3 separate regions of the Homo sapiens genome follow, and all the other regions are linked to region 3. Evidence: chromatin contacts called from ENCODE Hi-C or POLR2A ChIA-PET data. All regions are on one chromosome and are shown on one strand. The core of a region is the stretch at or near the end of the contact, and the rest is flanking DNA. Distances in the headings are between cores, read along the strand shown.

Evidence for each region. Hi-C counts contacts between places; a loop is a spot of excess contacts on that map. ChIA-PET counts read pairs that join two places held with the same protein, here RNA polymerase II (POLR2A). Pooled maps may share reads with other maps.
Region 1: a map of PC-3 shows a loop between it and region 3 (8-fold over the local background). The contact joins two enhancer-like sites. A Hi-C loop is called at or near these places in 15 of 168 maps with a recorded cell type or tissue (IMR-90, MCF 10A, PC-3 and 10 more) and 13 of 50 pooled maps. POLR2A ChIA-PET finds 5 or more read pairs at or near these places in 6 of 52 experiments (BJ, GM12878, H1 and 3 more).
Region 2: a map of endothelial cell of umbilical vein shows a loop between it and region 3 (4-fold over the local background). The contact joins two enhancer-like sites. A Hi-C loop is called at or near these places in 2 of 168 maps with a recorded cell type or tissue (breast epithelium and endothelial cell of umbilical vein) and 2 of 50 pooled maps. POLR2A ChIA-PET finds 5 or more read pairs at or near these places in 3 of 52 experiments (K562, PC-3 and Panc1).

What each region holds. Positions count from the first base shown.
Region 1 is chr6:17,905,905-17,909,835 of GRCh38, reverse strand. The region is part of intron 2 of KIF13A (kinesin family member 13A); the gene reads left to right. Among named protein-coding and RNA genes, the nearest start is that of KIF13A, 80 kb to the left of the region's middle. Within about 2 kb of position 1,980, at least 23 of the 41 ENCODE cell types and tissues checked have a DNase peak (open chromatin) inside an H3K27ac peak, as active enhancers do; they include PC-3, PC-9, ascending aorta and 5 more, where a contact is called at or near this core.
Region 2 is chr6:17,828,974-17,833,147 of GRCh38, reverse strand. KIF13A (kinesin family member 13A) reads left to right here. Exons shown (of 39, transcript NM_022113.6): 13 at 1,913-2,047. Among named protein-coding and RNA genes, the nearest start is that of NUP153-AS1, 120 kb to the right of the region's middle. Within about 2 kb of position 1,872, at least 2 of the 41 ENCODE cell types and tissues checked have a DNase peak (open chromatin) inside an H3K27ac peak, as active enhancers do; they include PC-3 and endothelial cell of umbilical vein, where a contact is called at or near this core.
Region 3 is chr6:17,863,089-17,867,023 of GRCh38, reverse strand. All of the region lies in intron 4 of KIF13A (kinesin family member 13A), which reads left to right. Among named protein-coding and RNA genes, the nearest start is that of KIF13A, 120 kb to the left of the region's middle. Within about 2 kb of position 1,588, at least 21 of the 41 ENCODE cell types and tissues checked have a DNase peak (open chromatin) inside an H3K27ac peak, as active enhancers do; they include PC-3, PC-9, ascending aorta and 6 more, where a contact is called at or near this core.

The DNA of each region.
Region 1 (3,931 bases), core at 731-3,230, 42 kb before region 3:
TCGGCTTACTGCAACCTCTGCCTCCCAGGTTCTCCTGCCTCAGCCTCCCAAGTAGCTGGAACTACAGGCACGCACCACCACACCTGGCTAATTTTTGTGTTTTTAGTAGAGATGGGGTTCACCATGTTGGCCAGACTGGTCTTGAACTCCTGACCATAAGTGATCTGCCTGCCTTGGCCTCCCAACGTGCCGGGATTACAGGCATGAGCCACCATACCTGGTCCCCCATTCTCCATTCTTTCCCTTCCTCTATCATACATATTTTCTTTAAAACCTTTTTTTTTTCCTTTTTTTTTTTTCTGAGACAGAGTCTCACTCTGTTGCCCAGGCTGGAGTGCAGTGGCGTGATCTTGGCTCACTGCAACCTCCGCCTCCTGGGTTCAGCGATTCTCCTGCCTCAACCTCCCAAGTAGCTGGATCTACAGGCACGCGCCACCACACCCGGCTAATTTTTGTATTTTAAGTAGAGACAGGGTTTCGCCATGTTGGCCAGGCTGGTCTCAAACTCCTGACCTCAGTTGATCCACCCGCCTCGGCCTCCCAAGGTGCTGGGATTACAGGCATAAGCCACAGCACCCAGCCAAAAACCTTTCTTTTCTTCAGGGAAAGAACCCTGTTTTATAAGTTCTGTCATTCTTCAGCTCCCCAGTACCCTTTTCCCAGATGAAATTTAGTTTCAGCAATGTTGACATTTTGCGTGTATAATTGAGGAGGACTATTTGTTGTAACAACAGCAATGGCATCTAACATTTATTGAGCAATAACTCTGCATGCTAATGATGTACAGCATTACCCACGCCACCTCATGCCATCCTTCAACAGTGCTAAAGGAGTGCTCTTCTATTCCCGCTTTAGAGGCTGAGACTCAGCGGTTGAGTAAACTTGTCCAAGGTCAACATGGCTAGATCAAGGCAGAGCTAGGATTGTTTGACCCCCAATCCTGAACTCCTCACCACTGTGCTTCATTATATCTTGTAGAATTAAGCCAAATACAGTTATGCCAGAAGGAAGTAGTTCAAATATACCAAAGTAGTCCAAAAAATCAAACCACAAGTCTGTCTGCTTCAGTACAAAATTAGTTGTTTTTCTTTTTGAGTTTTATTGAAAATGAAAATAGATTAACTGGTAATTTTTTAAAAAGAAACAGGGTTTTTTTTTTTTAAGAAGGCATATCAGGATTAGCATTTTTTAAAATTACAAGTGTATTTTGAGTTCATTTTAATTTTATTTCTTTAAGACAGTCTCGCTCTGTCGCCTAGGCTCGAGTGCGGTGGCATGACCATGGCTCACTGCAGCCTCAATCTCCCGGGCTCAAGCGATCCTCCCACCTCAGCCTCCTGAATAGCTGGGACTATAGGCACGCACCATCACACCTGGCTGATTTTTAAAAACAATTTTAGTAGAGACAAGGTCTTACTCTGTTGCTCAGGCTGGTCTTGAACTCCTGGGCTCAAGCAGTCCTCCCATTGTGACCTCCCAGAGTGCTGGTATTATAGTCATGAGCCACCATGCCCAGCCTCAATTAATTTTTAAATCTGTCAACAATATAATAAGTATCAATTGAAAGGAAGCCATTTTTTTCTTCATTCATTCCATCAGGTCTGCTTCAAGGTCTGTGACTGAAGTCCCATGTGGAAAGTCCCTTCACACTGTGGGGCAGTCGTTCAATCTTTGTAGACATGGTGGAGTGGCTAGGTGGAGGGGGCACACACTCAACAAGTCTTACAGATTTTTCCTTCAAGTTGTCTTTGTGTTCTGTCTTTCTGTCCTACTTTTTGTCTTGTCCTTGCAGTAGTGTCTTAACTTACACACGGTGAGGGCTGCAGTTGGTGCCAGGCAGAGGCTCACCAGTGCGTGTCTCACTGCTGACTCTAGATGGTGTGGCCTCTTACATTCACGCTTGAGTCTCACCCTCCTAAAACAGATCTGGCCATGTCATTCCCATTGCGCAAACCATCTGTGGCAATTTCTTCTGAGAAAAGGCTGAGTCATCATGGCAGTCAATGCTGTCTGCATTTTGGTTCTTGTCTATTCTTCCAGCTGTATGGCTCTCAATTACATTCTGTCTACCTGCTATTCCCTGAACATATCCTGTGCACTCTAGCTTTGTTCCAGCTGTCCTTCTGCCTAGGATTTGCTCCCAACACATCTGCATCTACATTTTTGTGGCTTTATTTATACCCCTCTTCAGTGGCCCTCAGTTTCCTACTACCTCAGCAGGAAGTAGTCGTTTGCAGCCTTCTAACTCCACGTTGTCATACCAGTTCCTTTTTTTTTTTTTTCCATAAATGCCTTTCCTTCTTGGAGGTTCACTCTGTGTAGGCTTCTCCTGCACATTCATGAAGGACACAGAAGGGCTAATTCATGCTATTAACCACATGGATAACCCTTGTAAGCATGAATGATCCACATCATTGAACATCCACATGGATTGCTATCCAATCAATACCTAGCCTAAGCTGAAAGAGCTCTCACCAAATTCTTTGATGCCAGAGAGGCAATACTCAATAGCAGTTAAGTGTACAGTGTGCTCCAGCCAGAGACTGCCTGGGTTTGAATCATGGTACTGATGCCAGTTAACTATGATCTTGTGAAAGTCATGCAATCTGTATACCTTGTTCCTCAGTATTTTTTATTTGAAAAATGATAATAATGAGAGTTTTTATGTATAGGGTCATTAAATATGTTAAGTGAGTTAAAGCAGATAGTAACAGAAACCTATCTGGCACATAATTAGAACTCAGTAAGTGTTAGCTATTAATTAAAGTAATGATCATCCATTTCAATTCACAGACATATACTATATGACCAGGTTAGAATTTACAACCCTGAAATGTGCTACCTCTGAAATGTTAGGTTTCACTTGTTGACTGTAGCATCTTATCTCACCCAGCACCTCTGCATCTTTATTCTTGAATTGTATCCAGACCATGAGTGTCTTACCTCTGCCGTTTTCTCCCAGTCTGTCATCCTCCTGACTTTACTTCCTTCTCTACCCAATTCTTGCCCTACCAGGTATTCTCATGGAACCGTAGCTTCCCCTCACCAACTGCAAGAATAGTGTTCTTGAAAAGTACCACAGCAGCCAGGCATAGTAGCTAATGCGTGTAATCTCAGCCTCACTTTGAGAGGCTGAGGCAAGAGGATTGCTTGAGCCCAGAAGTTCGAGACCAGCCTGGACAATATGCCAAGACCCTGTCTTGACAAAAAAATACAAAAATTAGCTGGGTGTGGTAGTGCACACCTGTAGTCCCAGCTACTTGGGAGGCTGAGATGGGAGGATCTCTTGAGCCCAGGAGGTTGAGGCTACAATGAGCTGTCATCACATCATTGCACTCCAGCCTAGGCAGCAGAGTGAGATCTCCTCCAAAAAAAAAAAAAAGAAGAAAGAAAGAGAAAAAGGGAAAGGGAAGGGGGAAGGGGAAAGGGAAAGGGGGAAGAAAGGAAGGCAGGGAGGGAGGGAGGGAAGGAAAAGAAAAAGCAAAGCACCATAGGCAGTGAGATCAAAGTCTTAGAGGAAATAAGGGGTTAGGAGAAAAACAATTAGAAAATGACATTAAGCATATACTTAAACTTAGTAGATTCTGAATGATCTACCCAGTATTCTTCCAAAACAAACTTGGTGGCATGTCTCTTGAATGAATCAGCTTCTTCACATGTTCAGAAAATTTTACTGTAGTGATTGTAGGTTTGATCATCTGATGACTCTCTTTTTTAAAATTTTCAAACCAGGCTTTATCTTGGAACTTAAAGTTTTTGAAATTTGCATTCTTCTTGTGATAGGTTTCAAAGGTCTTCCAGATGCTTATGTAACCCCTTCTACTTTTTATAATTCATAGAAGCATTTGTTGTATGTTTTCAATGTAGGTAATGTTAGATTATTGATAGAAAAGTATATAAACTTATCTCCAAACTACAGTTCATAAATCCT
Region 2 (4,174 bases), core at 623-3,122, 34 kb after region 3:
TTTGCTAGACGTGTTAGATAGCACTAAATTTGAACAAGCATGGTTACAGAAAATGTCATTCATATTTCCTGCTCTTCACATTTAAACGAAAGTCTGCCTTGTGATTTTTTTTTTTTTTTTTTTTTTTTTTTTTGCAGACAGAGTCTCTCTCTGTCGCCCAGGCTGGAGTGCAGTGGCGCAATCTCGGCTCACTGCAACCTCCGCCTCCTGGGTACAAGCGATTCTTCTGCCTCAGCCTCCCGAGCAGCTGGGACTAGAGGCTTGCGCCACCACTCCTGGCTAATTATTTTTGTACTTTAGTAGAGATGGGGTTTCACCGTGTTGCCCCAGCTGATCTCAAACTCCTGAGCTCAGGCAATCCACCCACCTTAGCCTCCCAAAGTGCTAGGATTACAAGTGTGAGCCACTGTGCCCAGCCTTGTTTTGTGATTTTTAGATCACCTGGCAAAGCATGAGGCTACCTGATTTTTATTTTATTTTATTTTATTTTTATTTATTTAATTTTTTATTGAGATGGAGTCTTGCTTTGTCACCCAGGCTGGAATGCAGTGGCGCAATCTTGGCTCACTGCAACCTCCGCCTCCCCAGTTCAAGCTATTCTCCTGCCTCAGCCTCCCAAATAGCTAGGACTATAGGTGTGTGCCACCACAACTGGCCAATTTTTGTATCTTTTGGTAGAGTCAGGGATTCACCATGTTGGCCAGGCTGGTCTCAAACTCCTGACCTCAGGTGATCCACCCGCCTTAGCCTCCCAAGAGGCTACCTAATTGACAGAGAATTTGTAACGTATAGCATATCATAATTTTTCAATGTATTTGATTCTTTGGGCTTGTTAGGAAATGCTGTATGTTTATATTTTAACTTTTACTTAAGTTAAAATATAAAGGAAGGACTAATTCTCGGGGTTATGTGCATTATGAATTTCTCTACATTATATATTTCACGAACATTTTTAATCTCATTGATCATTTGGAAATATTGGACCATCCCAATCACGTAGCTTAACAGCAGTCACTGGAACCCAGTCCAGCCTTCTGCTGATGTGTTTCTTATAGATATCGTTCACACCCACACATACCCCTACACCTCACTCACTGTCCCGCTTAACATTGCTTTATGTTTCTCCATAGTACTTAACACCATTGGAAATTCTATGTACCATATTGACTTAACTGTTTTCTTATGGCCTGTCTCCTCCCACCAGAATATAACTTTTCATGAAAGACGGGACTTCATTGGGTTCAGTGCTGTATTCCCAGCCCGAGATCAATACCTACTACATTGTAGACTCTAATAAATATATCTTGAATGAATGAATGAATGAGTGAATACAAGGCCTTCCGCAGTAGAGACCCAACCTTCTCTTCCAGCCTTAACTCTCACTGCTTTCTGATATTTGCCAGGGGTTCTTGGCCCCTGAAATCATCTAGTATGTCCAGAACCTTTCTTTAGTGTGCTTCCGTATGCCATGCCCCAAGAACACCCTATCTTTATATTTCTGTTGAAATTATTCTTATGCTTCAAGAACTATCTCAAATATATCCTCTTTCTGCAGCCTTTCTTGGTCTCTTAACCCATCATGATGTCTCTCCTGGGAAGCCCCTGGCATTTTGTACCCTTCAATAGCACAACACTCTCCTCTTTTGTGCTCTAGTTATGTGGTCTTGTTCCCTCTACTAGATTCTAAGCTCCTTAAGAGCCAAAATGGTGTCTGGTTCATCCTTGGTGCCCCTATCACGCCTGCCACAAGATGTCATGCACTGTAGACTCTCTGTTAATGTGGTTGAGCAGAGTAGCATGTGTAATCCCATTGGCATTGTCCCCAGAAACAGTGACTTACTCTTTCCGTGGATACATCTTGTGAATAGAACAACAAACAGAGTTTCCTTCTTTTGTCTGTTTTTGTGCACAGGAAAGACAACGACAACTTGAAAGCATGGGGATTTCCCTGGAGATGTCCGGTATCAAGGTGGGGGATGACAAATGCTACTTAGTCAATCTGAATGCAGACCCTGCTCTTAACGAACTTCTGGTTTATTATTTAAAGGTAGGAGAACATATAAATACATATGCAATCAAGATTCATTCCTATACAGTTCGTAGTTGAATCTGGGTGCCTGTCTCTGTGATGTTGCTTTTTGTATCCAGCTTAGCCCTCAGTAAAACTAAGATGGATAGTGCCCTCCGATCACCACTGAGAAGGAAAAACAGCTATTTTGTATCATCTGGGGCTGTGCAGTTGGGGCTGATCTCCTGTGAGTCCAGGCTTCAGAGTGGCATAAGTGGGCAACAGTAGGTGTCGAGGTGATGCCTAGCTTTATGAGAAGGCTCTAGGTGTGAGATGGTGAGGATTCTGGGAATATCTGTGTTCTTCCACAAAGCTCCTGAGAAGCTCTGGAGGTTCTTAGTTATGCTTCTGAGTAATTCCAAGGAGATCTCAAGATCAACACAAGCCTAAAGGAGACCCTCGTCCTAGATTAAATAGACAACAATGTTCTTCTAGGTCTATCCCTTGTAAACCCACATCCTCAGGAAATAACTTTTGGTCCCATAATCACCCTTCAGGTGTAGAGGTGGGATGGGGCCGCCCTGTTGCCACTGTGGTCGCAGGACATGCCACGTTGGATAGCTTACTGTAGCATTTCTCAAATTTTCTGACTTCAGAACCCATTTACACTCTTAAAAAAAGTATCAAGGACTCCAAAGAACTTTCATGTGTCTGGGTTATATCCGTGTTTACTGTATTGGACCCTAAGACTGAGAACATTTTAAACTACAAACATAAACGTACAACCCTTAGCCCTCAGGGCTATAACATCATTACATGTCTCATAGACTCTGGAAAATTCCACCAATACACACACACATGATAAAATGAGAGAGCAAAGGCAAACAACATGTTCATGTTTCTATTGAAGTAGTTTTGACTTCATAGGCCTCCTGAAAGGTTCTCAGAGACCCCGGGGGTTCTCAGATCACACTTTTAGAACTGCTTGCTTACTCTGCAAAGTGAGAAATAAGATATCTGATTGACATTGATTTAGGACACTGTGACTGACATAAGGCATTCAGCCAACCATCAGGGCATTTTTAATCTCACACATACACACACTTTCTGAGTTACAGAAACGAACTTTCAAGGATTGGGGACCTGGGGCCTTGAAGGCAGCTTACATATGCTGTCCACACACCTGAATCTCTAAATGCGAAGGTATTGCCTGCTTGAGAACAGTGAGACACCTTGTTAAGGATTCTGATCTGCCTAGTAAATACATAAAATGCAATGGAGAATAAGCCAAAATTGAAGCAAGGAGCCTCACCTTCTACTTTTCCTAGAGGTGTAAATTTGGTACAAATAGCCCCTGAGTTATTGAGAGTCCCCCAACAAACTTAAGATCTGTTCATTTAGGCAATGAGTAGGGGTAAGGAATTGTCTCTGAAATCCTGATTTTGAAAGACCAATCCTTATACTTTCTCTGTCAAATAGGGAGGTATTATTATAGTTATTAAACTATTTTAAGAGCAATAGAAAAAAATGGGATAAGCAGTGGCTGAATCACCAATAGTCACAGTCCTCGTATGTCTGAGGTTCAGGTACTTAAAATCACATGAGGCCAGGTGCAGTGTGTTTACTGTATTGGACGCTATCAGTGTCAATCAGATGTCCTATTTCTCACTTTGCAGTGTAAGCAAGCAGTTCTAAAAGTGTGATCTGGGGTCTCTGAGAACCTTTCATGAGGCCTGTGAGGTCAAAACTACTTTAATATAAACACGAACATGTTGTTTGGCTCTGCTCTCTCATTTTATCACGCATGTATTGGTGGAGTTTTCCGGAGTCTATGAGACATGTAATGATATTATAGCCCTGAGGGCTAAGGGTTGTATGTTTATGTTTGTAGTTTAAAATGTTCTCAGTCTCACGCCAGTAATCCCAGAACTTTGGGAGACCAAGGCGGGCGGATCACTTGAGGCCAGGAGTTCAAGACCAGGCTGGCGAACATGGTGAAACCCCCATCTGTACTAAAAATAAAAATTAGCCAGACGTGGTGGCGCATACCTGTAATCCCAACTACTCAGGAGGCTGAGGCAAGAGAATGGCTTGAACCCAGGAGGCAGAGGTTGCAATGAGCTGAGATTGCACCACTGCACTCCAGCCTGGGTGACAGAGTGAGAC
Region 3 (3,935 bases), core at 339-2,838:
AGATGGAAGAGAGAATGTTGGGTAATCCAGAGAATTGGATAAGAAGGTCAGTTAAGAAAAATTTTTCTTGTAAAGGATGTTAAAAAATAAATGAGCTTTGCTAATCGTGTTAAATTTTTTTAAGTGTATATATATGTGTGTGTGTAAATATATATATATATATATATATATATATATATATATATATATATATATGCGCTGCTTTTTTGTTCTCCCCTTTACTCACCTATTTTTTATCCTATCAAATCCCATTTTCTTCAATACCTCCCTTTCTTTGTCCACATTTGTTCCTTAGGGTGTTTGTTGGACCCAGAAACATCATTTAACTTGTGTTTAGAGGGGTGAATAACAATAGCAATAGATAGTACAACCCTGAGCATTGAATCCCAAGCACTGTGCCGATCCCTCTACATGCACTAGGTGATAAGATTGTCAAAGCACCCAGTCAGGTAGAAACTATTACTGCCCCCATTTTACAGATAAGAAAACTGAGGTTTAGCGAAGCCCTGCTCCCTATGAGAGCACTGAAAGCATTGGTAAATGTGGATGTTAGTTAATGACATGTATGCTGGTGAAAATTTTATGGATTCTACTCCAGCCTATGGTGCTCCTCTCCTCTCTCATCCTGAAGAGTCATTCAATATGACTCCTAAGGAAGTCATATTGAAGTGCTCTGGCTTAGAACCTAGCCAGGAATACTACTAAAGTTACCCTCACTCCTGTCAGAAGTTCTCTAGGATCCTTATATTTGGTTTGGGCTTTGTTTTAACCTCGCCTCAAATACTATAAATATTGTGCAGCCCACAATCCAGAAGAGATGTTGAGTTGGGTCTGCTTCTTTGTCAGAGAGAGGGGGTGTAAAACACCATCAAATAAGATAGAAATGAAGGTTTACTTTGTCAGCAGTTATTTTATGGGAAACACCCTCCTGTATGACTCCAACACACATTCTCTGTAAGACATTCTTCACAGGTGAGTGGCTTTATATTCTTTCTTCATTCTCGAGACCAGTGCCCAGGGCAGTGGTTGCATGACCTCCTCCTTGGTGAATCAGCCACTGTGTCCAGCAACAAAAAAAGACCATGCTCATGGCCAGCCCCAGTGCTGTTGCTGTGGTGGAAACATCCATCTGGATGAGTCAGCCGTGCCATGCTGCAAGCCAGACTTCCAGACTAACACTGATAGCTTTTGAATGCTACAGTGGAAAATGTGTCCGTGGTCTATTACCCTCATGGCCTGGTTTCTTGGGATCTTCTTACCAGGCACCTCAATGGTAGACTTTTCTGTAGTTGATTAAAACTTAAATCTAGCAATACCAAGTCAAGCCTTACAGCTTCAGTTTCTTTATCTGAACTCTGTAGTTTTTGGTCATTTAACTTAAACCAGGTTTGAAATCACTACATATGAGAATTTTTGAAAGCTGCACTTCCATACACCAAAGATTTTTGAGAAAGGAATTTATTTAAACCTCATCCAAGCTGGGCATTCTTCACCCCTTCAGGTATGTGAGAAGAACCTGTCTGGTCTTGCGCTGTCCAGGTGCTCTGATTTGGAGCTGGGCCACCTGCCAAGTCCAGACTCATCAAAATCGCTGTGCCTGTCAGCCCTGTTTAGAAGTGAAAAAACACCCTCACAAATGAGTAGGCCCAGGAATTCCAAGTCATAAATAGTGAGCCCAGCCTTTATTTTTTTTTTTTCCTCTCTCTCTCTACTCTGATTCCAAAGAGAAGAGATAGGGAAAGGAAGGAAAACTGGGGGCTCAGTTTAAACTGATGAAATTATTGATCGTGTTCAAATATTGGATGCTTTTCTATGTAGTTACTTTAGAAAAACAAGAAATACTCTGTGCATATGCCAGGTCTGATCTGTGCATCACCATGCTTAGTGTTTTATTCAGCCATGGGCCATAGGTGTCTGCCTTGTTTAATGCAGATTTTAAACAAGATAGGGCGTATATCCTCCCATTTCATTCTCTCACTTTCTAGAACACAGCCCACTGTGACTCTTTTATCCTGTGCCTCTTCAGTCATCAGATGTTGGGTGTAGGAATGATAGCTGCATTTTTCCTTCCATCCCTGGTTTCTTTCTTGCTATAGAAAGAGATTTGCCTTGGTTACCCATCTCCCAGTACACACACATGGTGGCTTTGAGCCTATTGCTGCTGTTCTAAGTAGGGACAGATTATGCACAAGTGTGGACACCCAAGGGTGTTAGCTTTTCAAAGATCTCTGTCAGGCTGGGTACAATGACTATAATTCCAGCACTTTGTGAGGCCAAGGTGGGAGGCTCACTTGAGGCTAGGAGCTCAAGATCAGCTCAGACAACATAGCAAGATCTTATCTCTACTAAAAAATAAAAATAAAAAATTAGCCATAAGTGGTGGCACACACCTGTAGTCCTAGCTACTCAGGAGGCTGAAACAGGAGGATTCCTTGAACCTCGAGGAGTTAGAGGCTGTAGTGAGCTATAATCACACCACTGCACTCTAGCCTGGTGGAAGAGCAAGACCCTATCTCTTTCAAAAAAGAAAAAGATTCATATCGTATGTGACTCAGGGTTGGGTGACTCAGGTCTGTGACTTTGCTTGTAGAAATTCCATACAGGAGCTCTCTCTGTTGTTCTGACATTGTGTTATGGGTTACTTTGGGCATGCCTGTGTTTTAAGACTTGTTCACATGATTATAGAAGGTCTAATCATAAACCCCAGAGGAAATTGGCATTGTGGTCATGGTTATTAACAAGTGAGGTCAGGCTTGCCCTGTGAATTTGCTGCACCAGGCATGTGGAGCTAACATCTGCAGAGTGGCCACCGCCTTTTTGGCATCGGTTCTGCTGAAAAGTCACAGGCCTCTTGGATTTGACAATGTTATGGCTCTGCTCGGATTGTCTGGGATAGAAACAAATACTCATAGATCCTCCTGCTTCCCACGGGACTTAACGAACCTTCGTTTATGGGCTGGTATGCTTTCCCCTAGACAAATAGCACCTCATTCTATTTGAGTGTAAACTAGTCGGAAAACGTTTAGGGTGGAGATATTGCGTCTTTTATGGGATCCACCCATGCACTGTTTGAATTCCCTGATTCCCACCACTCAGCGTAAACAGCTCCTTTTTTCATGAACTGAGGTTCAAAAAGCAGTTGGCAAGTCGTCTTTTCCTATGCTGAGAAAAGGGACTGTTGTGTTTAAAAAATAGAAGTGAACAAAGCAAAAACAAAACAAAACAAAAAAAACAAAAATCCTTCGGTCTTTTGGATAAACTAGGGTCTCTTCAAGAGACCATATGAGGGTTCTTGATATTTCATATTTTCTATTGCAGAATGAAGTGTAGCCATCATCTGTGTTTCACTGACAGCTGATTGCAAGAGAGGACAGAGACTGTATCAACAGTCATAGTGCCTTTTTAGGCTTTGGTTGACAATTTGGCCTTTTTTATCGTTCTTTTTCCTATACCAGTGGTGCCCTGAAGGTCACCAAACCGAAGAATTGGTTAAGTATAACTCCGGCCACGAGTTCACACAGCTGAAAAGGCACCAGAAGGGCAGAATAAGGGGAACTCTAGAACCTGTCCCACTCACAGTTTTGCTGATATAGTTTTTTATATTGGGTTTTTTTTTTCCCTGTACCCTTCTCAGTGTTAAAAAAAAAAAAAGAAAGTATTTTTCTTATAATAGACAATATGGATTAGCATACCCTGGCCCCAGTAATGATACTGTTCCTTCATCTCATCATGTCCATGCACACACAAACACACACCCCACCCTTTCTGTCCTCCACCCCCTTAAATGTGAGAGTCACCACCATCATATTTGGTCGGTAATATTTTTTAAATGGGACCTCTGTGGGAGCTAGAAAAATAGCGATAATTGGTTCCTTTCAGAAATCTTTCTAAGAACAAGTATCTTTTCTTTTTAATGTTTTGTTTTAAGAGATGGG